2 separate regions of the Mus musculus genome follow, and region 2 is linked to region 1. The links are chromatin loops, found by intact Hi-C in ENCODE. Cell type or tissue: heart. All regions are shown on one strand. Links, peaks and the distances in the headings refer to the core of each region. The heading gives the core; the rest is flanking DNA. Region 1 holds the start of Pex5 (peroxisomal biogenesis factor 5). Region 2 holds the start of Mir7231 (microRNA 7231).

Region 1 (15,360 bases), core at 2,706-10,705:
AAACAAAAACAAAAACAAAACCCAAAAAAACAAGTACTAAAACAGCCACAAACACTAAGAGAAAGCTATTTCTAAAACATGGATTCTGGGGTTGCTGAGATGGTTCAGTGATTAGGGGAACTGGCTTATTTAAGGGTTCTTCCAGGTGCCCTGGGTTCAATTCCAAAACCCCAACTGGCAGCTAACAACAGTCTCAACCTTGACACCCTTTTCTTCTGCAAGTAATGCATACATAATGATACAGACACACATGCAGGCAAAAGACCAATATACATAAAATAAAAATAAATCCTTTTAATAAATAAAACACAAATTCCTAGGAAATCTATTTCTTTAGCTCTGTTCCCCAAATCTCAATGCATTCTTTTATTCACTACCAAAGGCCTACTACAACAGAACAACTTTACAGAGCCCAGTTTCACACATCTCAGCCCCAGGCACCCACATCCGGGACTCTGTGAAGCAGGCATAGTTGCAAAAGAATGTGTTCGCCAAAGACAACCGGACAGGTGAGGCAGGTCAAACATGTTTTTTTCTAAAGCTACATTTATTCATTTGTGAGTTAGAGAAGATTTAACCAGCAGGAAACAATTAATTATAATAAAATCAGGGGTTAGCTTAGCACACTGCTTAGCTGCATAAAGGACTTGGGTTTTTGTCTATTAGCTTTAAATTATGGAGAATGAACTAAAGCCCACCCATTCCAAGAGAAGTCTCTCTGGACTAAGACGAATCACTTAAGCTTAAGGTTTGTGTGGAAACCTGAAGGGTTCTGTCCAGCAGAGGGTCTTTGGATAGCTCAGATTTGAGCACAAGGCATTCCACTGGGAGGACCTGAGAGTTTAGAATAATAGTTTGAAAAGCACCTGAATACAAACAGGCATGACTTTTGAATGTCACGTCTCCTAGGGACACTCTCTGTAGAAGGCTTATAACCCTGTACAAAGCGCAGCCCAGCAGAAAGCGCTTAGCACTAATAGCAAACCCTAGAAACACTGTCCACCCTTCTTACTTAAGGAAAGGGTATTTGTGAAATCACCTATAACGGCTTATACTAAGTTACTGGGTGCTAGGAGTTCCTCCTGCAGGAGAAAAAAGGCTGAGAGGAGAAACCATCTTAAGTCCATTATCTCAGACCTTGGCTAGTCAGACCGTGTGACAGCCTGGCCTAGAACTTTTGTAACTTTCTCCACATGTGTCTCTTCTCATACTTGGAAAGGGGCAAACAATGCTTCGCTCTGTGAGCATCAGGAAGAGGGAGGCTGACTTGGTCCTCCCCTCTTACACTAATTAGATAGGCTTGGGGAAGAAAAATCAACGCACAGGGAGGCAGTAGCCGAGGATGGCCCCAAAGACACACATTGGGCTAAGACTCTTAAGCGTGTGGCCTGGCTGAACAGAGTAACAGCTCCGTCCACAGAGTTATTCCCAGTGACACCTAAGGAGAAACCTAGACAACAGACTGTCAAACTGTCCACTGTGCTCCTATCTGTAGATCAGCGCTGCCCCCAACCCGGGCCAGAGGCACTTCTCTGCAGTGTCAGAGTGCTGAGACTAAGGGACCGTCGCACACTCAGCACTAAACGGGACGTCTCGCTCACCCCACCTTGCCAAAGGGGATGTCTCAGAAGAGTGAGTGGAAAGAATGTGGGAACCAGAGGCTGGAGTGGGGTGCTGTGAGACTTACTGTTAACATGTATAAAATGCCTAAGAAAAATAAAAAGATATTCTACTTAAAAAAAAAAAAAATGAACCAGGTGTGGTGTCGCACACCTTTATCCAGCACTTGGGAGGCAGAGGCAGGCAGATTTCTGAGCTCGAGGCCAGCCTGGTCTACAGCCAGGGCTATACAGAAGAACCCTGTCTCGAAAAACCAGAAAAAAAAAAATTGGGCTGGAGAGATCACTTAGTGGTTAAGAGCACTGACTGCTCTTCCAGAGGTCCTGAGTTCAATTCCCAGCAACCACACAGTGGCTCACAACCACCTGTAATGGGATCTGATGCCCTCTACTGGTGTGTCTGAAGAGAGCAACAGTGTACTCAGAAATAAAATAAATAAATCTTTAAAAAGAAAAAACATTAAAACCAAAAACCAAGTCACTCACAATGCTGCTTTATCTTAAGCAAGTCATAAACTCAGTATTCTTATCTAGAAAATGGTCCTAAAAACAACAGCTAGAACTTGGGATCTTGCAGAGATAAGTAAACAACACATTCAATGCACTTAACACAGAGAAGCTGATATTATTTCTATTGTTACAGATGATCTTTACCCTCAAAGACCATCCATAAAGAAATTAGTTTCTAAAACCCATACAGATACAAAGTTCTGAAGACTGAAGTCTCTTACGTGAAATGATATATTTACATATAACCCACAAAAATCCTCCCATTATTCTGACATCTCTAGATGACTTATAATACCCTATATAATGTAAATGTTACATATATAGCAATTATATCAATTAGGAAATAGTGAATACACACACACACACACACACACACACACACACACACACACATGGCCAGGCATAGTGGTTCATACTTGTAGTCCCAACATTCAGGAGGCGAGGGCAGGAAGATCTCAGTTACACTGGAATTTGGAGGACAGTCTGGACTACAGAGATCCTGTCTAAAAACTCAAAGAGCATGTATACGTTTAGTGCAGACATACATTTTCCATTTTCTATCCACAGTTTGTTCAATCTACAAATGAAAAGCCAATATATATACAGGCAGCCTAGCCAGACTTCAGGGTTCTGAACTCCACAATCAATTTTCTCAGACCCCAGTCCTACTCAAGATGGTTGAATTGCCAGAGTCCTAGGTGCCGAGATGAATACTGCTCTCTTCCTGGGCTACCCATCCAATCTCTAGCTCCTCTCCACTAGACTTAAGCAGTCAAGTTACTGATAAAGAGGCAGATCTAATCTCTCATTCATATTCTCTCTCTCCCTCTCCACCCCCTCTCTTTTTTTTCCAACCAAACCCACTTTTCTCTTTATTATGTTTTGATTACCTACAATTGTTATAAGAAGTCACATTTAACATCCTACAGAAATGAATCAAGAAACTAGAAAAGTCATTAGTAGCGAAAATCACCTTCCATCCCAAGAGGAATCAGGACGCCCAGCAACACAGGACATGTAAATGCTCCCTAACAACTACTACAGATGTCCCCACAAGCCTCACCTGTAACTTCGGCGATGAATTCTTGGGACCAGTCGGTCTCATTATAATCTTGAGCTACATCCACAGCATCTCCAGCTGCAAGAAACTCCTGGGCCCAATTCTCAGACAAGGCCAAATCTGCCACACCAGGGGCTTAAAAGAGACAAGAGAAGACTAAGAAAAAAAGAAAACAGGTTCCTTCACACTCACTCATGGGCAACACCTCCTTTTTCTCCTCAGCATCTCAGTCCCCCGATGCCAGCAAAACCCAAGGATGGAAGCCCTCTGGCCTCTTCCCGTCTTACCAGGCCCTGAACCCACCTCTCTGAGGAGCCTGGCGAAAGTTTGACTGTTCAATCTCCTGCATCTCTGCCAGGAGGTCATCCATCTTGAAGGTCTGAGGGGCTCGGGATACAAGAGTTGCATTCTGGTCCTGCAGGAATTCTGACACCAACTATTACAGAGAGATGGTCGGATGAACATTAGGATCAGAGGGCCTCAGCCAGAGGCAGGGCCCACTGATGTTGGACAGAGAAACGAAAACTGGAGATAAATAAAGAAAAAAAAAAATCTATCTGTAAATTTGGAAACCAGAAAAATACCCCAAAAAGTAGACGAAAACATTGGCAGGCAATCTCATTTGGTAAAGAGAGTTCAAAGACTGAAGTATGAGTGGACTGATTTAAAAAAAAAAAAAAATCACCACAACCCCCCCCCCCAAAAAAAAAAAAAGACAGAAAAGAAACTTGCTCTGTTTACCTCGTCTTCAGTTCCTACTCCCAAAGGCTTGGAAACCTAAGATAAGAAGGAAAGAGACAATAGCAGGCTACAACCCAACTCTAACTCTACTGCTTAGGTGGCCTGAGGCAAGTCAAGAGCCTTCACAAAGCCTCAGCTTCTTTGTCTATAAAATAGTAGTCCTTGTCTGTGTAAAGCCGCACAAGGCTCACTCCAGTGTTACTGAATGGTGACTGCTATTACTTTAACACAGAGAAAGCAGCTGTCAGGTGGAAGAAATAGGCTCTCCTAGAACACTCACGGTCTCTGCTGCTGAGGCTCCCGGAGGCCAGGGGCCAGGCCTCAGTCCCTCCTGCCGAAGGGCCTTGTCCTGGGTGAAATGGGTGGCCAGCTTCATCAGCGGGTTGGCACCCCCACATTCGCCCTCCACCAGCTCCCGCATTGCCATGGTGACCAGCAGCTTCCCTGATGGACAGAAGATTAGAACTGTGGTCGGGAAGCCAGACTTTCCCAACGCACGCCTCAGGCCCTATCTAGAGCAGATGGGCCCACGACGGCTCCACAAGGGCCAGGCCCCCGGGGCCACCCCCCGAGGTGTGTCTGGAGTCCAAGAGGAGGCTGTGTCCTGCCTTCCCACTCGAAACGCTGCTTTCGGCTCGGGCTTCCCCTCCAGCGGACGGCAGCTCAGACACCACCCGCCAACAGCAGCTCTACAAAAGGGCCTGGACCCCTGGGGAGCACGGGGAGCGCATCATAAACACGGCTAGACCCGAACTCTAACCTGACGAGGGACAGCGGGGACGCCTTCCACCGTACACCGGGACCCACACCCCCGGTCAGGCGCCAGCTGCGGGTCCCGATCCCAGCTCGTGTCACCTGAGCCCCCTCCCCGGCCGCGCCCGTCCCCGCCCAGCGCCCCGCGCCCCCAGCCCCGTCGCCCCAGCCTCGACCCCGTCCCACGAGGCCACCGCAGCGGCGGGGACTTACGGGCCTCGACCCCGCGCCCCCAGGCTCCAATGCTCGCCGTCGCGGGCCGCACCGTCCGACCGGCCGAGGCACCCGGAGTGGGCTGGGGGAAGGGAGGGGGCGGGAGCAAGGGGGCGGGACTCGGCCTTAAAGGGGCCGGGACGGCGGCGCTGCGGCCCAGCTCAACGGAAACGGGTAAAGGGGCGGGGCCTCAAGCTTGCGCAGCGTGATGGGCGGAGCCGAGATCCTTAAAGGAGACAGTCCTGGACAGTTGGATTGGGGAAACCTGCAGTAGTCCCTAGAACGCCAGGATTTATTAGTGGAAAACTCAGAGGACTGGAGCTAGAAGAGGCCTCTCTGGCTTTGGAGAAAAACCAAGGTTTCAGGTTCCACGGTTCAGCTCTCTTTCCTGGTTCTCCTGCACCTCTAAATCGCCCAAACTGAGCCCGGGAGATTTCGGAGGTCAAATCTATGACCTGCTTCGGCCTCCTAGGCCTGACCCCCCTTCCAACAGACGCTCCTTCAGGACAGCGTCACAGCCTCCAAGGAGACAGGGGCCTGCCTCTACCATCTCTGCGTAATGAAGAAAATAGCTCCGGATGATGACAAATTCTGGTGACTAAAATAGGGTCCAACGCATTTTGAGACCTCAATCCTGTAATGGATGGGGAGAGTGCTGTGAGTCACTCCTCTCTCCTCTTTCCTACTGGTCAAGGTCACGATGGCCTGATTCCCTGCAGCTCCAAGTTGGGGAAACGTGGCAAGGAATACCTTTGATCAGGGAATATGAACCTAAGCCTCAGGCTCCACCATCTGCCAGAGAAATGGCTCGGGTGCCAGACCTCAAGGTCACACTGGAAAGCAAACCTTGATAGCTCACCTAGGTCCAAGACCGACGGACTCCTTGACGTCCTGAGAAGGGGAGGGGTTCAGAGTGCTGGTAGGTGGGCTAGGAGGAAACTGGTTCTAGAAAGGCCTGACGTACGTCCCAACCCGGGGTGCGGGAGAAGCAGGTAGTCTGTAGGTGGCGCCCTGGGGCAGGCTTGGTTCTTTGCTGCCCTGATGATTTCAAAGGTAGCCTTCCTCAGGGAACACAGGCAGTGTAAATTCGTCCCTGGGAAAATAGAAATTGCCCTTATAACTGCAGTGGTTGAACAAGGCAGAATATTGTGCAATGTTTCTGTCTTTAGTACACTGTCAGTATCTTTCAGAGGCCCTAACACACACACATACACCCATTCTCCTTGACCACAAATTTCATCCCTGTCCACTGTTTCCAGGCTGCCATTGTAAAGAAAAAAACACCTAGCAACGAATAAACTAAACCACACCAAGGAGGAAAGGATGCCATCTTGGAAGATGAATATGTTAAAACAGGAGAATCTCTGGAGAAAGCAGTGTTTAAGGAAAGCATATGATGGTTTGAATTTCTGGTCATGGGGAAATGGGAGAGCATCTCCCAGAAGCATTCAAAACGCATCACACACATAACCTCCTACTCTGCTAGGAGGTTAGTAACTGATTAGCAGGAATTTACCATGCCAAGATCTTGGGAGAATAATTGAGATAATAACCGATGCTTATGAAATGCATGTTAACCCCCAGGTGTTGCCTTAAGCACTTGGTGAGCATTAGCACTTTTAATCATAATCTTCATAATACTCCTATGAGAAAGCTATTACTAACCTCCTTTTACAAATAAGACTTGCACAAAAATCAAATAGCTAGGAAGTCAGAATCGATGCAAGCAGTTGGCAGCGTGGCTCAGTGGTAGAGGTGTTTATACACAGGCCTAAGGGCCTGAATTTAATCCCTTGGGCCCACAAAGTAGCAGAAAAGTTATTTCCCCTGAGAGTTGTGTACACACACACACCACACATACATCGTATACCGCACACAAATTTAAACAGTGCAAGCACCAGACACCTACAGCCCTGCATCCCAGACTTGGAGAAGTCTTCCTTGTAGACCTTAAAGACCTTTGATATAAGCCAAAGACTTCTTCACAATGCCTGGCCCACAGTCCCAGGGGAAAGGCTAAATTAAGTTATGTGGGTGCTTAATATTTATAATTAGCTCATTAAAGTTTTAAATATGAAACCATATCTTCTTCATCTAAGTTCAAAGTTAAAATCATATTTTACCCATAAAATAAGAAGTTATAAAATAAAGGTAAACATTCCTTAATATTTAGCCAATTCAAGAGGAATAGGCTGAAATCCTCTAATTTTCAGACCCAAGTTACATCACCACAGGCTTGATTTAAACATTTTTCAAATACTGACTTATATGATCCACTTCATAACTATTAATGTCAAGGCATCCCTGTTTAACAGGCGAGGGAACCGAGACAAAAACTGTTGGATCTTGCCTGGGACTGTGATATGGGTTTTAAAAGCTGGGACTTGCATCTAGGCCATTAGCATCAAGCTTTGTAAAGAGCCAATCAATGAACACGTTTGGATCTACACTGTCTGTCCCTGCTTCTCTGTCATTTCACAATAGGGCCATAGAACAAGCATGGCGGTATTCCAGTCAAAGTTCTTGTGAGCAATGAAGATACTGCTTCATTTAACTTCCACGATAAACCATTCTTATAACTTTATTTCAATTGCTTTAAGGGGGGGGACCCCACATGCCCAGCTTTTAGACTGTACGAAAACAGGGCACAGGCTCCGTCGTGCTTTGCTGGCCTCTGACCTAGATAGCCCAGTTCCTGGATCTTATTTTTCACTGTGTAACCAGACTCAAGCTTGCTGCAATTCCCAAGCCTCCACATCCTGTATGCTAGGATCGTGGACATGAGCTGCTGTGCCTGGCTTCAATGGAGAGGGGCATTATGGTGGTTCTCATGTAGCCCAGGCAGGCCTTGAATTCCCGGTCCTAGTTCTCCCTTCTGAGTGCTGGTATTACACACGTGTGACACCACACCCCTTGCTGAGATGAGCTCTGTCCCTGCCGGGATCCCTAGGCTGATTTCCTGACCAATAATGAAATCCACTTCTAGCTTATAACTTAACCAATTTTGTCAATTCTGTGTTCTTTAAGTGCAATTTACATTTACACAATTTCACTTGAACAAACAAATTTCTTTGTACGTTTTCAAGTCCACATTCTTTTCTCTTGGAGGGGGATGCTTTAGTTTGTTCTTGTTCTTGTTCTTACTGTTGTTCTTGTTTTTAAGACCAGAATCCATCAAGACATAGTAGTGCACAACTTTAATCCCAGTACTTGGGATGCAGAGGCAGGCAGATCTCTGAGTCAAAAAAAAAAAAAAAAAAAAAAAAAAAAAAAAAAAAAAAAAAGAAAGAAAGAAAGAAAGAAAGAAAGAGAGAGAGAGAAAACAAGAAAAGAAAAAAAGAATGAGGATCCAAACCCCCTCCCTGGGGTTGCTATACAAGAAATTGTGAACCAAGGTCTTCACACAGGCACATTTGGAAGGGTATCTTCTTTTAATTCAGTTGAGGTAAAAGTCTTACATAGTACTCAGAATCTCATATCACACTGCAAAAAATGTTCAGGTATCAATCAAAGTTCCCTCACTTACCAAGACCCCCGAACATCTCAGGCTGGACCGTATCAACATAAGCGCCCAGTTCTGAGATGACAGAGGCATTAGCGTTATTTTAGGGTACTTATCATTTAAGAAAAAGCTTCATTACCACAAAGGGGAGTTAATTGAGTGAGGAAAAGAAATCAGCAGAAAGGGCAGAGTGGAAGTGGGGGACACTGGGGCCAAATAAGAACAAAATATAGTGATATTTGTACAGAAAAAATATCACAATGACAACCTATTTCTTTAAATGCTAATCAAATAGTTCTAAAATGTTTCATTGAGCAATTATAAATCCTTCTGAATCGACAAAACACACAGAGCCAGGCTGGGAATACAGCTCAGTGGTAGGCCACTTGCCGAGTATGTGCCAGGAGCAGCAAGAAGTCCCCATGCCCAAGGCTCAAAGTTCATTTCAAACATTAAAAATTACAGATCCCCAGCAAAGACACAGAAGATATATTTTTAAAATACTGCTGCCAAACCATATCTGTTACCTCACCACTCGAAACAGCCAATGACTCAAATACAGGTTGTAGGGCCAAGGAAAAAGATTTACCTGAAAGCCATCAAAACTAAAGATGGACCGTATGACCGACAAAGACTCTCTGGAAAACTAAGGTGTCTTACCCTGTTTTAACAGGGCCAGGGGATGGGGAAGGAATTGGTACAATAGTAGAGAAAGAGCCGGTGACTAGAGGCTTTTAGGCAAAGCTCACTGGCCTGAAATAGGATAGTCTTAATTACCTATATCTTGGTGTCATCAGCCCTGGAGGGGAGCAGAGAGCTTAGGGAGGTTTAGGTCAAATTAATCTTATAGTTCCAGAGAAGACATTTCTGACGTGGTTAATAGGATGTGAGCAGAGTTGAACAGAGATCTGACCCAAAGGTTAAGGTAGCCAAGGGGAACATTGGTACAATACTGAGGCAGCAACGCCCAGCTTGATTCATCCTGTCTTTGTCATCCTTGAGCCATCCATATTCCCATAGGAAAAGCCAGTGCTTTCAGCTGAAGCACTTCAGGCCCTTGAAGAGTAACCTAGGCAACTGCTATCATTATACATATATGTCTCAGGGGTTGTATACCACAAAGCCAGTGAGAGGATAATAATATATCAGTCAGGTATATAACCTTCAAAATTAGCTACTAACTAAAAACAAGCAAGCTAAAGAGTCAACCACTTAGGCTTTCCCATGGTTATAAACCAAATAGAAAATCTAGGACTGAAATATGCAATAATCAACTTTAAAAAGGTTCACCAAGGGGCTGGAGAGATGGCTCAGTGGTTAAGAGCACTGACTGCTCTTCCAAAGGTCCTGAGTTCAAATCCCAGCAACCACATGGTGGCTCACAACCATCTGTAATGATGCCCTCTTCTGGTGTATCTGAAGACAGCTACAGTGTACTTACATAAAATAAATAAATCTTAAAAAAAAAAAAAAAAGGTTCACCAATAGAATGAATAGGACAGAGGAAAGAATCAGTCACGGTTGATGGGACATTAGAAATTATTCAAGCTGAATGACAGAGGAGAAATAGACCAGAGGGGGGAAAAAAATCAAATAAACAGACCCAGGGCCTGCAGAACCCATAACAAAAGATCCAGCACGTGCATCTTCAGAGTGCTAAGGGAGGGGGATGGCTGAGAGGGTACCCTAAGTTGCAACCAAAACTGCCCTGAATTTGGCAAGAGCTCTAGATTACAGATGAAAGAAGTTGAGCAAAATCCAAACAGAATAAACCTAAAGAAACACATACCAAGGCACATATTATCCAAGTTTCAAAAACTAGAAACAAGAGAGAGATTGAAAGCAGCTAGAGCAATAAGAGAGAACGTGAGGACATTGTCAATGAAAGAAAATAAAGATAATTTGTGCCTAGCAGATTTGTGGAGAGGAAGAGCTAAATAAAGCTCTATAAACAGGATGGAAACAAAGAGGGGACCTCGGAATAGAATGAGAAAAGAAAGACTGATGTAAGCAAAATTTCAAAATCATGTCATTGGTGGGTTGGTTTGGGTTTTTTTTTTTTCGGGGGGAGGGGGTTTGGACTGAGCTTTAGTGAAAAGAATTTGATTCACAATCCTCCAAAACGTTAGTTATATTCACCACACATGAGTTGCAGTAGCTATTCTGACTCTCATCTAATTTTCTCGTCTACAGCACAGGAGTGGGAACCTCAACTGATATGCAAGGGACAAACACAGGAATCTAAAGATGTTCATCACCATATGCTTAGGTAATTGTAAGTGAAAACAATGACGAGAGGTCAATATACACCTATTAGGATGTCCAGCATCCTAAGTCTGACTCTATCAAATGCTGGCGAAGATGTGGGTCAAGAGGGACTATCAGTCAGTTCTGACAAGAGTGCAAGATGGCTGTAGTGGCTATTCCTGGTTGCCATCTTGACTATATCTGGAATGAACTACAATTCAAATTGGAGGCTCAAAAGTGATCCTAATCTGGAGGCTGGGAGATAGAAGTTTCTGACCTGGATCTTGGCTTGGAGACTAGAGGCATAGTGGCTATGAATTCCAGAAGATTAAGACAGGGAGACCTCTGAGTTCAAGGTCATCTGGGATTAAAGGCATGGTGGCACACACCTTTAATCTGAGCTACACTTTCTGTTGGAGACCTCCATAAGGACATTGGAAGAAGGAAGATTCATTCTCTCTCTCTCTCTCTCTCTCTCTCTCTCTCTCTCTCTCCTTCACCTGCTTGCCTTATGGGACTGAACAACTGCTAGATCCTTGGACTTCCATTCACAGCTGCTGCTGACAATTGTTGGGAGTTGGACTGCAGACTGTAAGTCATCAACAAATTCCCTTACTATATAGAGACTACCCATAAGTTCTGTGACTCTAGGGAACCCTGACTAATACAATGGCATAGCCACTTTTGAAGAGTTTGGCCACTCCATAAAAAGCTAAATATATTCTTACTATACATATGTATGATCCTTTGTAGTTAGCCAGATGCATTGACAAGTTAAATACATGCAAAACACTACATATATCTATTCATAATTACCAAAGTTCAAAAGCAGCCATGAAGCCCAAGATGAATAGACAGGGTCTATTCATCATCCATACAATGGAAAAGTATTCTACATGAGAAAGAAATGAGTTATCAACATAGTAGCCTCAGCACTAATCTACGTGGTTCTAAATCTATGACATTCTAAAAAAACAAAACTGGATACTGTAAAAGACCAGTTGTTGTCTGGGGTGGAGTCAAAAAGGAGGGATGAATAAGTGAAGCACCAAAGACCAAGGTAGCTCAACTACACAGCACTGTAATTGAAGTGCATGGCACTGTCTGTTCCTCAAGTCCCATAGAGTGGAAAGAAGAGAAAGGCCTAGGGAGTCGTGGGCTGTGGGTGATACTGATAGCAATGTGGTTCCATTGGCTTTTTTGTTTGTTTGGTTTTTGTTTGTTTGTTTGTTTTGTTTTTGAGACAGGGTTTCTCTATTTAGCCCAGGCTGGCCTCAAACTCGGAAATCCTCCTGCCTCTGCCTTCCAAGTGCTGAAATTAAAGGCATATGTCACCACTGCCCGGCCTAATACTCTGTTTTTGGTGGAGTGTTGTTGTTGTTGGTGTTGTTGTTGTTGTTTTCTTCTGAGACAGGGTTTCTCCGTGTAGCCCTGGCTGTCCTAGAACTCACTCTGTACACCAGTCTGGCCTCAAACTCAGAAATTCACCTGCCTCTGCCTCCCAAGTGCTGAGATTAAAGGCGTGCGCCACCACTGCCTGGTGGTTCCATCATTTTTAACAAATGTGCTACTCTAATGAGGGAATGAAAAGCCCAGGGGACTGGGGTTGGGGCAGAAGGCCTAACTGAACTCTCTGCTTTAGCTCAATTTTTCTGGGACCCTAAAATTTTTCTAAAAATCATCTATGTTCAGAAAGATTATCAGACACCACCATCATCCCCAAAAAAGTGGATTTCCTATTGTTTGATACTACAGGTTTGGCCAGCTCAGTCAGTACCCTTCTGCCGATGTTATCTTCCTCCAGTTACAGAAGAAGGCACAACATTCCTAGCAATATACAGACTCTAGCTGATGAAAATAATGGGAAAAATATGTTATGTGTCTCAGGAACAGCAACTGTTGACCTATAATACTAAAATATCAGAGTCTTGAACTCGAGTCCCATGTTGGGTGCCATTTATAGGCTTAGATATTTTTTTCCAAAACCTACTTTTAATAAAGGTTCATTCCTAAATGCTTTAATGTCCCTTCTAACCCATCACCCACCAGAGGTAGTGAAAAGGAAAGGTTGATAGAGCAAAGTAAGCTGTACACCTGTTTAAATATCTCTTTGGAGCAAATCTAATCTGTGTTGTCAGGATATTAGCAGTTGAGTTCACATGAACAGTGGAGGTAGCTCGATCCACTCACAAACACCATTCACGAATCAGCAACAGCAGGGGCTCACAAACACAATTCTCAAATCAACAACAGCAGGACTAGCAAACACTGTTCATAGATTAACAACAATAAGTCGATCCAGAAAAGAATGCAAGGCTCTGCTAGTCAGCCTGAGTCTATGGAAACAGCAAGAAGCTACCGGAACACCACCAGAAGATTTTGGTGTGTTTCTATTAAGTCACAACAAATGATGACCAACAAAGAGTGATAACCCATACCAATACCACCCAACATCAGCAAACCCCAATGAAAACCAGCAATGAATGGCAAGGCCTACCAATACCATCCAGCACTGTCACCATTCATTGGGATATATTTATATCCTTTACAAACATCATGTGTTCTCTCAAGCATCCGCTCTAGCAAAAAACATCACATGCCCCTTTTTCAGGCTGCCTCCAGAAAAACATTGTGGGTCTGTTTTTAGCAAAACATCCTCCCACATGTCTGTTTCAGCAAAAACATCCTCTCATACAACAGTTTCCAGAAAAACATCACATAAGACAACTGAGTCTCCAAAGAAACCAGAAATGTCCAATTCACCTATAAAAAAAAAAAAAAAAAACAAAAACCCTACAAAGATTGCAGGAGGAACACATTAGTAAAGGTAGATCACAATGTATCTATATAACATTGTAGTTTATGCTTTATTCATAAAAGTCAGAGCTGTAGGAAGAGGGAGTCCCTCTATCACACACACACACACATACAGCTGAGCGGCTAGGGAACATGTCTGTAATATTAGAACTCAGAAGAATGAGGCAAGAGGATTTTGAACCTCAAGCCAGCTTGGATTACATAGCAAGATCTTGTTTTGTTTTGTTTTTTAAAGACAAAACCAAAAAAGGTTAAGTGTGCTTGGTTTTGACATTGGTATCTAGAGAAATGTCATAGATGTATCAAAAGCATGTCCTTTGAAAAACTAAGAAAATAATAAACCATTAAAAAACTTAGAGCAAGGAAAGAATTGTAGAAAAAAAAGAGGAAGAAATGACCACAGAAAATTTTTAAATCCTTTTTTCTTAAATGTGAGACTATATCCTTAGCTCAACTTTATCGTCCCAGGTCAAGTAGCCTAGGAAATGCACTCTGACACTACTGGCAAGTGTGTTGGGACCAACATCTGCCAGGCAAACAAGAGAAGGGTTGGGCAAAGAGAAGCTCAACTACAAGGAAATAACAGCAAAGGTTACAGGGAATGACAGCATCTGGATAACCTGTCTTTAGGTCATAGGTCACCAAGCCATGCAGAGTCATAAGCAGAACACTGCACACAGAAATGCTGAAGATTGAGCTAGGCACCATGCCTGCTTGAGGGCTGTGACTATCTCTACAGCATGCAGACAGGAATGAATACGTGCTGACTAAAGGGACTGGCTGTTATCAAGACAGCTGGCTGATTGCTAAACAGCCCTCTCCTCCTCACCATGGTCAAGCAACTGAACTACAGTTCCCAGCTTCCTTTGCAGTTAAAATGTCCATGGTATTAGTATTAGCTAGTGGACTGTAAAAAAAAAAAATGTTAAGTGCTATTCCCAGGCCTTCCTTTTGAAAGCCTCCCAGGTACCAACCTCTGACTCTGGTCCTTCCTAATTTGATGTGACCATCTTGAACCGCTGGGCATGTCACTGTTCACCTGTAGTCCCAGCACCTGGCAGGCAGAAACAGGAAGATTCCTTGGACTTACTGGTCAGCCGGAAGCCAAACTGGTGAGCTCTGAGTTCAGTGTGAGATCCTGTATCAAAAAGCCCCTGGAAGTCTTGTGTTGAGAACAACAGAGGCACCAGATGGAGATAACCTGGGTCTCTAACTCAAAAATGATCACCCCAAACCCAATGGTGTTACCAGAAGCTTGCCACTACCTAATGGAGGAGCCAGGGCATCTCCATTTCCTCACATCCACAATCCCTTCTCTGAAACTCTTGGGGCCAAATATAATGTACTGTTCAGAAATTGGGGGACTGCCATATACCAATACAGTAGATGTAACTTATATCTGTGCATATTAGTTACATACCATCCCCAGAGGGGTTTGGAGCAGCACCCCAAAATCAAACATGCTAATATTCCTTCAGTAACATTACTCTAGAGTCTCACCACTACAAACAGCCTCAACAGCGGGTCAGGGGAGGTATTACCACAGATGAATTTTGAAATCAAAACTAATTGCACATTTAACAAGTGTTGACTTAAAATATACATAGCTTTGGTGTTCAGAGCAGTGTTGGAACATGCTGGTCACTATACCAAGAGCATTCTCAGAGGTTGGTGTGTGTAGTCTCCCCTCCCCCAGCCTGAAACCTGCTTGCTCAGGGGTGGAGCTTCCTGCTCATTCTTTCTGCCACGCCCACTGCTGGACTGTGCCGCTTTGCTGTTGGTGCCATCACGTGCTCACCCTGCTACTGGACTCTGAGATTATTTGGCGGGAATCGGGCCCCCTCCCCCTTCCTTCATAACTAGTGTCGCAACAGTAAAATTTGAGCTTTGATCAGAAT
Region 2 (15,360 bases), core at 3,091-11,090, 1.6 Mb before region 1:
CATTTTATGGATTGTATTGTATCGTCCAGGGCATGCCTAAGTCAGTTTAATATTCAACAGACGTCTTCTTTCCAGTCTATTACAATGACTGCTTGCCTGACTGGCGACAGGTCCCCGCCCACTCTGTCTTGGATACCAGGAGGGAGGCCCCTTTTGACAACCCTACTTCAGGCTGGATATCTGCCTCTCTGTGTAAAATCCAAAGGGAAATGCGAATGCACATGTCCTGGAATGAGAAGGAACTGTCAGGGCAATGCACCTTGGTGGGCTGGAGTCTTCCTAGATACCAAATCTGCCTTAGTCCCCTCATGTGTCCTGCCATTCGCTGGAAAAATCAGCTGAATGGAGGAAGAGAAGAAGGTGCTTCCTAGCTTCCTTCCACCCGTCCCTCTATCTTCATGAGCTGTCCACCAGGGAGGTCTGACCTCTGAGGAGTTTATTTTAGAGTTTCCTCCAGGAAAACACCTACTGGTCTCATCATCTCTCTTCTTGCTTTTTCGTTTAGTTCTGGGTCCCAGGAACCTTGTGTTGAAAATTTTCTTCAAAATCAAAAATCTTTAGAAAGAGCAGGAGAAAACGTGCTAAGAAATCTTCCTGGTTGAGCCAGAGTGGCATTTGTAGCAGAGCTCTGATTTTTCACCCGAGGTCACTAGCTCGAGACCTGCACTTCCTGTCTGGTGGTTGGACCATGCCTCGTCTTCTGTGTGGAGCTTCCTCCCCTTAGGTTTTCAGTCTCTGCCTCCCTATACGGGCCATGGGTGGCTTGCCTGTGTTATCCAAGTCTTTGCCTGTCCACTAGATCCTTGGAAGATACCTGTCGTGGTGATGCGCCGAAACAGGACTGTGGTCCACAGGTTCAATGGCTGGCCTGTAGAATGATGTACATGTTCCCCAGTGGGAATGACTGTGGCTTGCTGTCTGGGTTTTGAGTATGTACATGGAGAAGACTATCCTGGCGGTTTTTTTAGACTGTGCTTTGATCCCTTAGAATCATTTCTGGCAGGCCTGGAGAAGCAGGAGACTCTCTGCCAAAACCAAGAAGAGATGAGCGTGCAGACAACCAGTTGGGAGAAAGCCTAGCTTTCCCCCTCACCCACCAGGGGGAATTCCCGTGACCCCCTCCTGAAGTCACCCCAAGCTGCTTGGCAGGCCTTTCCCAGGTTGGACCTGTTTTCTTCCAGGACTGGTAGGAAAGTTTCATCGTGGGTGCCTCCAGTCTTAAAAGATGACGGTCCTGTCCTTAACTTCCAGGTCTAGAACCGCCTCTCCCACTTTTGAAAGAGGTGTGCCAGCCGTGGCAGTGGTCTGTTCCTTACAAAGCACTTTATCAGATGCTAGAGTGCAGCTTCTGAGGGGCACAGTGTGGGCTGTGGTGTCGCTGCTCCAGGCAGACTGCTCCATTCAGCTGGCTCTGCTGGGACAAGTTCCGTAACTCTCATGCCTCTCAGTAGTCAGTGAGGGGCTGCTTGCATTAACTGTGCTTTGGAGTGTATTGTTTTCTAGGGACGGTATCTTATGACTGCACCAAAATCCCCTGAAAGACAGGTGACTATTTTCCCCTTTTCTACGTCCTCTGAGGCTTCCCGATCGCAGTCAGTACTGGGCGGATGAACTCAAGGGAAATGTTTGAAATTCTGACGTTCTGACAGCCACTGCAGGCTTGTTTCAGACTCGGCAATATGATCACCGCATGTCTGATGCTGTCTCTGCGATCTGCTATAATTTTCTTTTTGACGTTCTCTTCTTTTCTTGAAAGATTTATTTCTCTTGCATTTTATGTATATATGAGTATTTTCTCTGTGCATAGGCACACCAGAAGAGGGCATCAGATCTCATGGGACTAAGGTTACAGATGGATGTGAGCCGCCATGTGGGTGCTGGGAATTGAATTCAAGTCTTCTGGAAGAGCAGCCAGTGTCCCTAACTGCTGAGCCATCTCTCTGGGACCTATTCTCTTTCCATTGAAACATTTTGGTGTTGGGCAGTGAACTGTGGGCTGCACCTGCACCTTACACACACTGAGCCATACATACAGATGACTGATAGTCTTTTTTCTTCATTCAAAAACAAAGGTATACTTACTAAGTGCTTTAAACATACTAAAAATATTAGCTAAGCCTCACAGCTCTTGTAGGAACAGTTAACCTTCATTTAAAAGAATTCTAAGCTGGGTGGTGGTGGCATACTCTTTTAATCCTAGCACTTGGAGGCAAAAGCAGGTGGATCTCTGAGGTCAGGGCCAGCCTGGTCTACATAGTGGGTTGCAGGACATCTGTGTAGCCAGGGCTACATAGAGAAACCCTGTCTCAAAACCAACAACAACAACAACAATTTTTTTTTTTTAAAAACTTTTTAGATTGTTTTTGTGTGTGAGTAATAGTGTCTCACTATATAGCCATGGCTGGCCTTAGCTCAGGCTGGCTCAAACTCATGGCAGTCTTCCTGCTTTAGCCTCCCAGAGTGCTACCAGAACAAACTTGTGTCACTATAGCTAACTTGTTAGAATTTTTATTTTATTTTTACAGAGATAGAAATTAAGATACCGAGAAGCTAAAATGACTCCTCTATGAGAGCTGAGTTGAAAGCCAGGCAGCCTGGCCGATCATGAGGGAGGCTGTTAGTTTTGGCATGATGTGCCGCTCAGGAGGTTCACTCCTGGGTACCAGACTTGGGTACCATGTGGAGAACAGTTACTAGCTGTTCGGGTAACATGGGCAGTAAACAGTGCAGGTTCTCGAGGATCTCACAGGTCCCGTCCCATTGGCTGCTCATGCCGCAAGAAGACTGTGTTTGGCTCTGTTTTGTTTGCTGCCTTCCCACAGCACTGTAGTCGTCATTAGCTGTCCCGTGGATGTGATGGAGTCTGCCCTTTGGCTGCCTTTCCCAGATTCTGTGTGTTTCCTTCCAGCTTGCAGAGAAGAATGTGGCCTGACTCAGGTTCTGCCCAGGCCAGTGGCACGAGGCCCACCTGGAGAGAGAGGTCTGGGTAACTAGGTTGGCTGGCCCGAGAAATGGAACTACCTCTTGTTTGCTTTTCTAATAATAGCCCTGGGCATTAGCCTTGTGCCATTATTTTGGGGATCGTGGAATGCGTGGCAGCTACGAGCTCATTAGCTTCATTCCTGTCCCTCCAGGGACGAAGCTTTGGTAGGGGCTATGACTTCATCTCTTTTACTGGAGGGGGAAACTGAGGCATCAAGACTTCACCGGGGAGCAAGGGATAGCTAAGGGCATGTAATGAGTCAGATCTGGGGTTGGGAATAGGAGAGAGGAAGCTCAGTCAATCGCCACTGCCCTCTACGAACGGGGAAGTGAGGAGGTAAGGACGTGGGCCAGGCCAAGGAGTGCTGAGAGACCAGGAGGACCAGGCTCTGTGAACTCTGTAGGGTTTATGCTGGAATGTATTCTGAGCACTGAGGTTTGCATTTGGAGGGCTGCCCTCTTGGGGAAGGAATAGTGGAGAAAGGTTAGTGTCTCTCAGTGTCATGTGGGGCAAGGGTGCAGGACAGCTAGCAAGAGGCAGGTGTGTGTGTGTGTGTGTGTGTGTTTCCCTTTTAGAAATGCCTGGTGGTTGGCACATGTCAAATGGGCCTCTACACACTTCAAATCCACCCCCACAGTTCAGGTTAGGGTCAAGAGTATTTCAGAGGCAATAACTGAAATTTTCTGGCTCGAAAGATGAGGTGCCCTGGGGTTCTTTCCTGGGAGATAATGGAGCTTAAGGGACTGATGTCTCTTGACCCAGTTATCTGGGAAGCTGATGCAGGAGGATTGCTTGAGCCCAGAAGTTTGAGACCAGCACGGACAGTGTAGACTCATTACGCGCGCGCACACACACACACACACACACACACACACACACACACACACACACAGAGCTGGGGAGGGCAGTGGCTGACTGACTAGGGAACAGGGTAACACATCTTTCCAGGCTTCTTCCTGGAATGACCCCAGTCCTTAGGAATTTGCTTATTGGCATATCACTGTTGATCTTAAAGAACCCACCTATGGAACAGACGGACGCTGCTTGCGTGCTCCCTGCCGTAGTCCAGAGGCCAGGGTGTTTTGACACAGCAAAAAGCTAGAAGGTGTGTGTGTGGCTTCCTGGAAAGATGACGTGTCCCTATTGTTTCCCAAGTTTCCATGTTCATGGTTTGGGCAAGGTGGTGACATTAGGTTGGAAAGGATGGCTCTGGTGAGAGAGCTATGGCTGAATGGGTGGGCTTGCTTGGTACCAGTTACAGACATGGCATGGCCCCTTTGTTTTTCTATGCCCAAACAACTCTTGAGGTGTAGTTAAGGCTCTTGCTTCCTAGACCCTTGAGGCAAGGAAGATGTTTCCTGCAGCTTTGTAGGTGTGTTGCTGGTTGGGAGCACTGGGCCAGGTACATGTGAGCACAGGTTGATTTCAAGGGTGGGACCTGGTCAGGAGGGGAGTGAATGAGAATTCTGGGCTGTAGGGAATGGGCAAGCGTCTGTGTGGAAACTACACTTTAGGATGAGAAAGTGAACGCCTGAAAGGTATGTCACAGTGTGTGTGTGTGTGTGTGTGTGGGGGGCGTTAAGAGAGACGCTAGGGGTCCTGTTTGAGACAAGTGTTGGGGCTTGCCAAGTGCGTGAGTCTGCATCCTTGCAAGTGTCTGGTCTGGTGTGGTCTGGTCATGGGTCTTTTGGCTAGGGATTGGCAGACAGGGTACTTATTCACCGGCATGCTAAGTTCTGAGGGGGGCAGTCTTGGCTCGTGCAGAGTACTGCCCTGGTGGGACTGAGCAAGAAATGCTCGCTGGAATCTGGCGGCTGTGCAGGCACAAACCTGTTACACTGCAAGGGCTTAAGGGGTTTGCCGGCTTCAGCTCCGAGGAAGTGCCAAATGGCTACTTGGGTGCGGGGGCGGCGGCGGGGCGGGGGGGGGGGGTTCCTGTTCGCCTCACTAGACCCCGCCGCAATACAGATACTGTCACTCTCCTCCACTAACTTGTCACACCTCCCCGGTGGTGAGAGCCTAGGCAGTTTGGTTGGCGGCAGGGCTGGCAAACATCAGGCGTGGGCGGAATCGAAGCTCTAGGAGTTTGCATGGAGGTGCAGGCAGCCTGCGTGCCTGGCTGGGAAGGAAGGAGGGAGGAGAAGGGCGGGGAAGGGGAGCCAGCTCTTAGCCTTACGGAGGCTATTTTTAGCCAGGCTATCTGATTGTTACCGGTGTGCACACAGCTGGGTGTCTCCCTGGCTCGGTAAAGCCCAGCAGGCCTGGGAGGTGGGAGGGCCTTGTTGATGACTTCTTCCTGGTGCTGGTGTCTGTGGGCTGGAGCGTGCTAGCGGGAGCTTTAAAGGTGTGAGGGCAGCGGTGTACTTAGGAGCTGTCTCTTCTGTGTGACTTTGTGCTCTGTTGGTAATGTATGCCGTGTATATGTTGTGATCTCTGTGTGCGTGCCATTGTCCACGCGTCAGTCTTGTACCTTGCTGATGCTGGTTGTCATCATTTGTTTGTTTACTGTGGTGCTGGTGACTGAATCCAGGGACTCAGGCAAGTACACTATGCCGAGTCACATTAAGTGTTTTGCCTGCATGTATGTGTGTGCATGTATGTATGTATGTGTATCGTGTGTGTGTGTGATTTTACTTTTTATTTGAGACAGGGTCTCACTAAATTGCCCAGGCTGCCTATGACCTCATTGTGTAGCCCAGGCAAACCTTGAAATTGTGATCCTGCTGCCTCAGCCTCTGGAGTCTTTGAGATTACAGACTTGTGCTTCCAGACCTGGTCACTTGTTAGAATCTGCACTTGGGCTATGTTTAATTTGCTTTATGTTAGGCATGTGTGTGATAGCTGAGTGCTCATGTTTAGTATGAAACAGCTTTAAGAGTGTCAGTGTGTGCTTCATTAGTGCATACTCATGTTTATTCCGTCTTTCCATGTGCTATTGCTGTGTACTTGTGGATGCTATATATAAACATACAAGTGTCATGTAATTGGAGAATAGACACTGGCTAATTTTACCTGCTAAGTGGGGTTGATTTTTTAAAAATTACTCTTATATTGAGTTTAAAAATATTGTGTTGCAGCCGGGCATGGTGGCGCACGCCTTTAATCCCAGCACTCGGGAGGCAGAGGCAGAGGCAGGTGGATTTCTGAGTTCGAGGCCAGACTGGTCTACAAAGTGAATTCCAGGACAGCCAGGGCTACACAGAGAAACCCTGTCTCCAAAAAAAAAAAAAAGTGTTGACAGGTTATAAAAAGAATTGAGGGAATAATTCATTTTTTGTGGGATTTGCTATCTGATCCTTCGTGAAGGGAGAGACTACATAATCATACTCTCCATTAAGAAACACTCTGGCAGTGGTGCTTGTCTTTAATCCCAGTACTTGGGAGGCAGAGACAGGCAGATCTCTGTGAGGTTGAGGCCAGCCTGGTCTACAGAGCAAGTTCCAGGACAGCCAGGGCTACACAGAGAAACCATGTCTAGAATTAAAAATAAATAAATGAATAAAGAACACTCGATCATCTGGCGGATGGTTGGTACTTGCACTTGGTCATCTCAGGAGAGGGTTACTAAATGGGAATTTAAATGGAAAGAGGCTGCTTGCCCTCCACATTAGAAGTGGAGTTAACAGGGCTGGTGAGATGGCACAGTTCAAATCTCAGCAACCACATGGTGGTTCACAACCAGCCGTAATGAGATCTGACGCCTCCTTTGTGTGTCTGAAGACAGCTGCAGTGTACTTACATATACTAATAAATACATCTGTTTAAGAAGTGGAGTTAACAGAGGCGATTCATCTGCCTTCCTACTTTTGTCTTTCTCTGCAGAACCCAGAAGTACGATGGCCTCCGACCTGGAGAGTAGCCTCACCTCCATAGACTGGCTGCCACAGCTGACTCTCAGAGCCACTATTGAGAAGCTTGGGAGCGCTTCTCAGGCTGGGCCTCCAGGGGGCGCCCGGAAGTGCTCCCCAGGCTCGCCCACAGATCCCAACGCCACCCTCAGCAAAGATGAGGCAGCGGTCCACCAAGATGGCAAGCCACGGTACAGCTATGCCACCCTCATCACCTACGCCATCAACTCCTCCCCAGCTAAGAAGATGACTCTCAGTGAGATTTACCGCTGGATCTGCGACAACTTCCCCTATTACAAGAACGCTGGCATCGGTTGGAAGGTGGGACTGTTTCTGTGAGCTGGGCTCATACCTAGCCTTTAGCAACCTCTGCTTTTGTTTCTTCCTATAACCTAGTCTGGTTCACTCTGACTTGTCTCAGGGATACGTAAACTCAAGATCCCTTATCTTCTACCTCTGCTTCTACTTACTTTAGAGTTCATCAGCTTCAAAAGCTTTATCAGGGCCTTTAATCCCAGCACTCGGGAGGCAGAGGCAGTCGGATTTCTGAGTTCGAGGCCAGCCTGGTCTACAGCGTGAGTTCCAGGACAGCCAGGGCTACACAGAGAAACCCTGTCTCAAAAAAAAAAAAAAAAAAAAAAAAAAGCTTTATCATGGAAACACTAGTGATGCCAAGCATGAAATATAGTGAAGTGGCAGGATGCTGTTGTTACCACACGCTCTCATTGTCTGGTTCCCCGAAATGGCAGTCTTTGATTTCATGTCTTTCTTGCCACTCTGCTCTGTTCAAGTCATTGAGCAAGCAAAGGTATGACTCCTACTTTGGTAGGAAACTCATCAAATTCTATAGCTTCCTTTCAGATAGTCATTGTCTTCTGAAGCATTGTATACTAAGAAACAAAGAATAATTAGGATCTTTACCAGTAGCTGGTTCACTAGCAGGTAATGAGGCTGTTAGATGGAGACCATGGGCGTCTTCTTTGAAGAGGAGGAAGAAGGTTCATATTAAACTATATATATATATATATATATTTAGCCAGGTGTAGTGACACACACCTTTAACCCCAGCACTTTGGAAGTATAGGCAGGTGGATCTCTGAGTTCAAGGCCAGTCTGGTCTACATAGCAAGTTCCAACTCAGCCAGAGCTATAAAGTGAGACCCTCCCCCAACCAAAACAAACAAACAAAAAAACATCCCCCCCCAAACCAAAACACACAAACCACAAAGATCTGTCTGTCTGGCAGACATTGTCTATTTTGTGACAGTGTCATGTGTGGCTCAGGCTGGCCTGGCCGGGAACTCACGATATGGCTGAAGCTGACCTTGAACTACTGATTCTCCTGTCTTGACCTCCCTATGCTTAGGATGGCAGGTATGCATTGCCAAGCCAGGCTTCATTGTAATCATTTGGAACAGTCACTCATTTGCCAACTGTTGAGTAGGAATGGGGATTAAATGTGGTTTTCTCACTCCGTAAATCACCAGCTGACTTTCAAACCAGATGATGAACTGAGGCTGTTGAAAGCTTTCAGTCTTCCGGTGGTAAATTGTGCCCCTCTAGGCTACAGCTCTCTGCGCACTGACACATGCGCACTGCGGCTTTCCCTTTCCCCAGATGTCGTTCTGAGTGTTACTGAGAAAATGAAGGTTGTCTGTGCTTTTGTTTCACTCCTGAGGTTTCTTTTGTTTTAGCCTTTGTTGTATTCATTTACGTGTCTTGCCTGTTAGTGAGGGTGGAAGAATGCCATAAGGTTGTGTGCCCCAAGCCCGTGTGGTGGTCAGAAGACAGACAACTTCGGGTGTAGGTCTTTGCTTTCTACCTTGTTTGAGACAGGGTCTCTAATGTTGTTAACTACTGTGTATATATAGCAGGCCCGTTGGCCTGTGAGCTTCTGGGCACTGTCTTGTGTCTGCCGCCCATTTGCTGTAGGACAACAGCAGAGTTCCCTGTGCTTAACACTGGCATGACGGACCATGCCTTTATGTAGGTGCCGGAGGTTTAACTTATTCTTCACGCTCAGTGAGCTGTCTCGCTGTAGAATACGCATGAGTTTTTGCCTTGTTTAATGTATGTAAACAGTGTAAAATACTGCTCTTCTGCTTTTGTTGATATGCATGTTTAGGATGTGTGTGCAAGCGTGAGTGCATACATACCACATGTGGCTGTGGAAGTTAAGAGGTCAGCCTAGGGTATGCTGTTCGTCTTCTAGCAGGTTTGAGGCGGGGCCAGACTGGCTAGGGTGATCTTCCAGGGATTCTTATGCCTACCTCATATCTAATCCTAAAAACTCTGGGATTACAGGTGTGGTCAGCTACATCTCACGATCGGTGTCAAACTCTATCCACTGAACCATCTCCCTAGCTCCTACTTAAAATTCATTATGGTTATTGTGTGTATGTATGCCTGGTGTGTTTGTGTGTGTGTGTGCACCACAATGTGCATGTGGAGGTGAAGTGATAACTCCATAGGGTTGATTCTTTCCCTTCCATCTATGTGGGTTTCAGGGGTTGAGCTCAGGTACCCCAGGCTTGTGCGGCAAGCACTATGCACCCCTGAATCATCTCATGAGCTCATCAGCAGCCTTCCCCCACTGTACCCAATCTCACCATGTAGCTCTGGTTGTCCTGACTCACTGTGTAAAACAGAATGGCCTCAACTCAAACTCACAGAGATTCACTGGCCTCTTCTTCCTGGGAGCTGGGATTATTAAAGGCATGCACTACACACAGCTTATTTAGAGAAATGGTCTTTTTATGCAGTACTGGCTGCCCTTGAACTCACTGTGATATAGACCAGGGGGGCTTCCAACTTGTGGCCACTCTCCTGTTTCTGTTTCCTAAGTGCTGAGCCTACAGGTGTGGGGTACCATGTCTGGCTATTTTTATTGCTGTTATTGTTTATTTTTTGAGACAGGGTTTTACCATGTGACTCTGGCTATCCTGGAACTTGCTATTATCAGGCTAACCTCAAATTCAGAGCTCCTTCTGGCTTGAGGCATTTATATATGCGTTGTCAATTTGGCAGGAAGGCTGAAAGCTGTAAAGTTAACTTTTCACGATCACCTGGTCACCGTCACCTCTGACTTCGGTGGTTTTCTCCCCTCACCCCTCTGCTCTCTGTGCAGCCCTCCCTCCCGCAGTACAGGCTGAGGTGCTGCAATGGGCCCTGGAACTATGTTCTTCTGTGTCCCTTTGGGGAACACTGGGGCATACCCAATGCTCAGACCTAACTTGCTTCTTTGTTTCCCCAGAATTCCATTCGACACAACCTTTCCCTTAACAAGTGTTTCCGGAAGGTGCCCAGACCTCGGGATGACCCTGGGAAGGTGAGTCGCTGCTGCAGGAATCAAAGGGAGGAGGAAGGAGAGGTGACACTCAGAGTCCGGTGGCTGTGCTGATGACCAGGGAGGAAACCATGTTAGCTTTAGAAGCATCGTTGTGTTTTCCTCAGAGGAAGAGCATGGCTGCCAAGCTGCTGGGTCTTTCCTAGAGTGGGAGACTAAGGAAGACTATGAAATCTTTTTGTTTTAATAGGAATGTTTATGATGGAGTTGTCTTTGAGATTCTTTCTCTCTCTCCCTCCCTCCCTCCCTCCCTCCCTCCCTCCCTCCCTCCCTCCCTCCCTCCCTCCCTCCCTCTCTTTCTTTCTTTCTTTCTTTCTTTCTTTCTTTCTTTCTTTCTTTCTTCTCACTATGTAGACCTGGCTGACCTGGAACTTTATATGTAGACCAGGCTAACCCCAACTCATAGATTCAAGTGGTGGGATTAAAGACATACATCAGTATAGGTGTGGTATTACACATCTTTAATCCCAGCACTCAGGAGGCAGAGACAAGTGGATTTGTGTGACTATGAGGCCAGTGTGGTCTTCATAAAGAGTTCCAGGATAGCCAGGGCCTTAGAGAGAGACTCTGTCTCAAAAAATTAAAAAAAAAAACAAAACTAAACAAATAGCAAAGGCATGTCCTTATGCCCAGCCTTTTAATTTTTTAAAGATAGAGTCTCACACTCTGTAGCCCAGGCTGGCGGGACCCCCTTTCTTTTGAGAAGCACTTGTTTCTACATGTAAAATGTTGGCTTAGTTAGTTTTGTTTTGTTTTGTTTTTGAGACAGGTTTTACTGTGTAGCCCAGACTGGCCTCAGACTTGTCATTCTCCTGCCTTAGTCCCTCCTGAGTGCTGGATTACTGGTGTGTACCAACATCGCCAGTTTGCTCGCTAACCTTTCGGAAGCTTTTCTGTGTGGTCTCAGGCCTGACCTTAACGGGAGAAGGGAGAGGTTCTTCCCATTTGACAGATGCTAACGCTTAAGGCACTTTTGCCTCAGGTCGTAGGGGAAGGGACCAGGTTTTCTGGCCTTTCTCAGCTCTCTGACATAGTCTCTGACATTAGTCTTCTGCCCCTTTGGAACGTTTGAAGCTAGTGTTTGGACTGCTCTGTGACCTCCGAGGGCAGATTTACTCCTCGCTAGCACTCAGCTCCCTTGGGATTCCGTCAGGAGGTCTAGCCTGGCGTCTTCTCTCTCCCCTCCTTCCCTTTCCTTTTTCTCTTTTCTCTTGCTTGATCTTCCTTCCTTCCTCCTCTCTTCTATTCTGTCTTGGGGAATCCAACACCATGCTAGGCAAACACTCTGCCACTGAGCTACATTCCCGAGCCCCACCCCATTTTCAGCATGACTGCTATTAGAGGCTCTTTCCAACAGGAACTTTATAGGTAATGCTTCTCTTTCCCGTGGGGTTGGGTTCCCCTTCCAGGGCTCCTATTGGACAATTGACACCTGCCCTGACATTTCCCGGAAGAGAAGACACCCTCCAGATGATGACGTAAGTGCTCTCTTCTTTGGGAGAGCTCTTTCTTGGATTTTAGTCATTTCTGTGACTAAATGCGGGTTAGCACCAGCAAGGTGGAGCCACAAGCTGGCTCGTGGGTGGGTGCCTCACCCTGCATACAGCTTTTCTCTTCTTTCACAATTCTCAGCTATCCCAAGACTCCCCAGAGCAGGAAGCCAGCAAAAGCCCCCGGGGAGGTGTTCCAGGGAGTGGAGAAGCCTCACTCTCTCACGAGGGGACTCCTCAGATGTCACTTCAGAGCCCCTCCTCCGTGGCCAACTACAGCCAGGTAGGAAGCTGAGATGACAAGCATAGGGTAATTGGACGGATGGTTCAGTGGGTTTGGATATCACGCCGTTCACTTGCATATTGAGTACCTTGTCATGTGCTAGGCAGATAGATTGGGAAAGAAGGAAAAAGCAAAGGAGGAAAACCCAGCCAGAAGGAAGGAGGTGCAGAGAGGCATGGAGGTGCACTAGGGAAGGGCTTGTAGAAAAGAAATGGAGAGTGATGTAGAAGCCAGGTTCAAGATGGCCAATGAGAGCGGGAAGAGCCGGTGATGCTGTGCCATTGGCCAGCTGGAGACGGTGAAGAGGACAGACCTGACTGACCCTGGTGGGTTATGCTGCTTAGAAGGCTTAGGTCACCGTTCTTACCTGTCTTTGCAGGGCCCAGGGTCTGTGGATGGTGGAGCAGTGGCAGCAGGGGCCCCAGGCCAGGAGAGCACAGAGGGCGCCCCTCCCCTCTACAACACCAACCATGACTTCAAATTCTCCTACTCAGAGATCAACTTTCAGGACCTAAGCTGGTCCTTCCGCAACCTCTACAAGTCCATGCTGGAGCGGTCCTCCTCCTCCCAGCACGGTGAGTCTGCAGTGGGACAGGCGGGGACATCCTTGTTTTTTTTTTTTTTTTTTTTTCTTTCCTCTTTTTCTTTGACACAGGGTCCCTCTTTGTAGCTTTGGCTGGTCTGGAACTTGCTAGGTAGATCAGGCTGGCTTTGAACGTAAAGAGATCTGCATGTCTCCCCCTTCTGGTTGCTGGGACTGAAAGTTTCTTATACTGTCAAGTGGTAATGTTCTCTTCTCTCCCTATTTTCTGTCTTTTGTTTTTTTTTGAGATTACATTCTCTCTCTCTCTCTCTCTCTCTCTCTCCCCCCCCCTCTCTCTCTCTCTCTCTCTCTCTCTCTGTGTGTGTGTGTGTGTGTGTAGTCTTTAAAAAATGTTACAATGCGCAAGTCCCAGGGAACAAACTTGCATTGGGTTTGGCAGCAGATGCACTTACCTGAACATGCCATCTTGCCAGCTCCCAATTTCTCGTTTTAATATATGAAACTGGTCAGAGGACTAAACTATTTGGTACAGACAGCTGACTCAGAGGCACACTAGGGTATTATCTTCAGAAAACGAATCAGAGGACAATCCAAAGGCAGCGATTTCCCTCACATCCTCCACCCCAGTCCTGGGATTTGACCCAGGGGCTGTGTGTGTTAGAGTGCTCTACCACTGGGCTACACCTCTAGTCCAGGGGTAATGAGTTCCCAGCTGTGAGCGAGTCATTCAGAGTATGACCACTAGGGGACAGTAGTGGCACCCTCTCCCCAAGAATCCTTATGCTTTATAATAAGAACAACTTAATTTTCTCTTTCAGTTAGTTAGTTAGTTAGTTAGTTAGGGTGAGAGAGAATTACAGATATCCCAGGCTGGCTTTGCGCTTGCTATGTAGCCAAGGATGACTTTGAATGATCCTTGTCTGGTGCCGACTGCTGGAATTACAGCTGTGCTCCGTCACATCTGGTTTAGTACTGGGGATGGAACCAGGGCTCATACAGTGGGAGCAAGTGCTCAGCTACGACTAAGGCTGCCAACTGAACCTCACCTCCAGCTCCTACTGCTCTATCCTGTCTTATTTTTTCCTTTTTGAGTCAGGGTCTTGCTGTGTAGCATTATCTGTCCTGAACCTCACTAAGTAGACCAGCCTGGCCTTGAACTCAGAGCAATGCCTGTCTCTGCCTCCTGAGTGCTGGGATTAAAGCTACTATATTTTTTATTTGTTAGTTTTTATTATAAAACATTGCAAACAGATGAGAAACAACCCCTGGCCTCCGTCACTCACCTTTATTTTGCTCAGCTTATTTGACCTGCCACTGAACTTGGTTCCAAGTGGAAACAGTTGAGCGAATTTCCCAGGCCTCATGCCATTCTCTACAAATGCAGTTTCAGGAAGCATCACAGTGATGAGAGCCTCTCCTGTAGCTTTCCACCACACCATCACCATACCTAACACAGTTAATAGACAGTGCTTTCCCAACAGCAGCCAATATCTGCCCCATTGGCAAACTTCCACAGTTACTGAGAATGACTTAAAGTCCTCATTGGGTGGCTTTCTGAGAGATGGTGTGCCTCAGCCCTCTGCAATGATCACATCTGTGTACTATTCTAGTTTGCTTTCTGTTGCTGTGGTAACAGCCATGACCGAGTGATCCTGGAGAGGAAAGAGGGGCAGGAACTGATCAGAGGCCATGGGGTAGGCTGCTTGCCACCTTATTCCTCATGGCTGTGCAGCCTACTCTGTTTTCTTGAGTTTCATGGTTTCTCCATGTAGTCCTGGCTGTCCTGGAACTTACTATGTAGATCAGGGTGGCCTTGAGCTCATAGAGATCTGCCTGTCTTCACCTCCTGAGTGCTGGGATTAAAGATGTATGCCACCATGGTGAGCTTCAGCCTGCTTTCTTAACCACCTGCCCAGGGTTGACACTTCCCACAGTGGTCTGGGTCCTCCCATATCAATCATCAATCAAGAAAATGTCGTCCCCCACCCCATCTACTGCCCAGTGTGATGGATGCATTTTCTCAATTGAACAATTGATGTTCCGTCTTTCTAGATGACCCTAACTTGTGTTAAGTTGACAAAAAACTAACCACACAAACATACCATACACATGTATGCTTGCGCGCGCGCGCGCACACACACACACACACACACACTTTCACAGAGGCACACAATTTTGCATGTGTGTTTGCATGTTTGTGTGTGTGTGTGTGTCCGTCCAATTGTCTGTGTGAATGTGTAGATATGCTTGCCTTTGGAGGCCTGAGGTCAGTTCAAATGTTTTCTTCAGCCGCCCTCCACCTTATGCAGGGTTGCTCAGTTGAATCCAGAACTTGCCCATTAGGCATGTCCAGCTAGTCACCTTGCTCTAGAGTCCCCTTATCTCTGCGCCCTGGGCTCTGGGATTCCAGGTGGGCTGCACACCTACCTAGCGCTTACATGAACGCTGGGGATCTGAACTCTGGTTCTCACAATCTCATAGCAAGCACTTTACCCTTCTTTCCAGCCCCAGTTCATGTAGACGTTGTGGTGGGGCTGAGAGTTCACGTGATGGCCTTGTGGCCTCCTTGGTAGTCCTTTGTAGGCAGCGTGGGCTAGCCAGAGTGATGAGGGATACAGGGCCTCAGTCACATTAACTCTTCTCTCTGAGGTCTATCATCCCAACTGAGAGAAAACCTGAACACTGATTTGGTCTGTTACAAGTTCCTCCCTCTCCCCCCCTTCTGCTCCCTCCTCCTCCCAGGCCTCTTCTGCCATCCTCCTCTCCTGTTTCAGTCTTTCTCTTTTCCTTTCTTCTTAACAAGGTCTCTGTAGCCCATGCTGGCCTCCAATTTAGAGATCCTCCTGTTTCTGCCTCCTGAGTGCTG

What was found. Peaks named below come from ENCODE experiments on the same cell type or tissue, not always from the same donor. Only the 100,000 strongest peaks of a DNase experiment are listed, where the experiment ranks them.
Region 2: a loop joins it to region 1, with 2.8 times the contacts of the local background. A loop is called at or near these places in 3 of 42 quality-filtered maps.

What each region holds. Positions count from the first base shown.
Region 1 is chr6:124,410,077-124,425,436 of GRCm38, forward strand. It overlaps Pex5 (peroxisomal biogenesis factor 5), which reads right to left and starts at 4,991. Exons shown (of 16, transcript NM_001277805.1): 1 at 4,897-4,991; 2 at 4,211-4,374; 3 at 3,931-3,966; 4 at 3,493-3,625; 5 at 3,193-3,324. The coding sequence starts at 4,357. D830015G05Rik (a long non-coding RNA gene) reads left to right here and starts at 4,996. Exons shown (of 4, transcript XR_378022.4): 1 at 4,996-5,815; 2 at 10,592-10,667; 3 at 11,178-11,236; 4 at 12,401-13,454. In heart, for the core only: a CTCF peak has its summit at 5,891 (motif pointing right); DNase peaks (open chromatin) are centred at 5,085 and 5,765; H3K4me3 peaks cover 2,175 bases; H3K27ac peaks cover 2,172 bases; H3K27me3 peaks cover 153 bases.
Region 2 is chr6:122,821,352-122,836,711 of GRCm38, forward strand. It overlaps Foxj2 (forkhead box J2), which reads left to right. Exons shown (of 11, transcript NM_021899.3): 2 at 6,806-7,152; 3 at 10,085-10,159; 4 at 11,587-11,655; 5 at 11,810-11,950; 6 at 12,330-12,525. The coding sequence starts at 6,820. It overlaps Mir7231 (microRNA 7231), which reads left to right and starts at 10,026; the gene lies at 10,026-10,086. In heart, for the core only: a CTCF peak has its summit at 6,942 (motif pointing right); DNase peaks (open chromatin) are centred at 5,180 and 6,910; H3K4me3 peaks cover 1,918 bases; H3K27ac peaks cover 2,806 bases.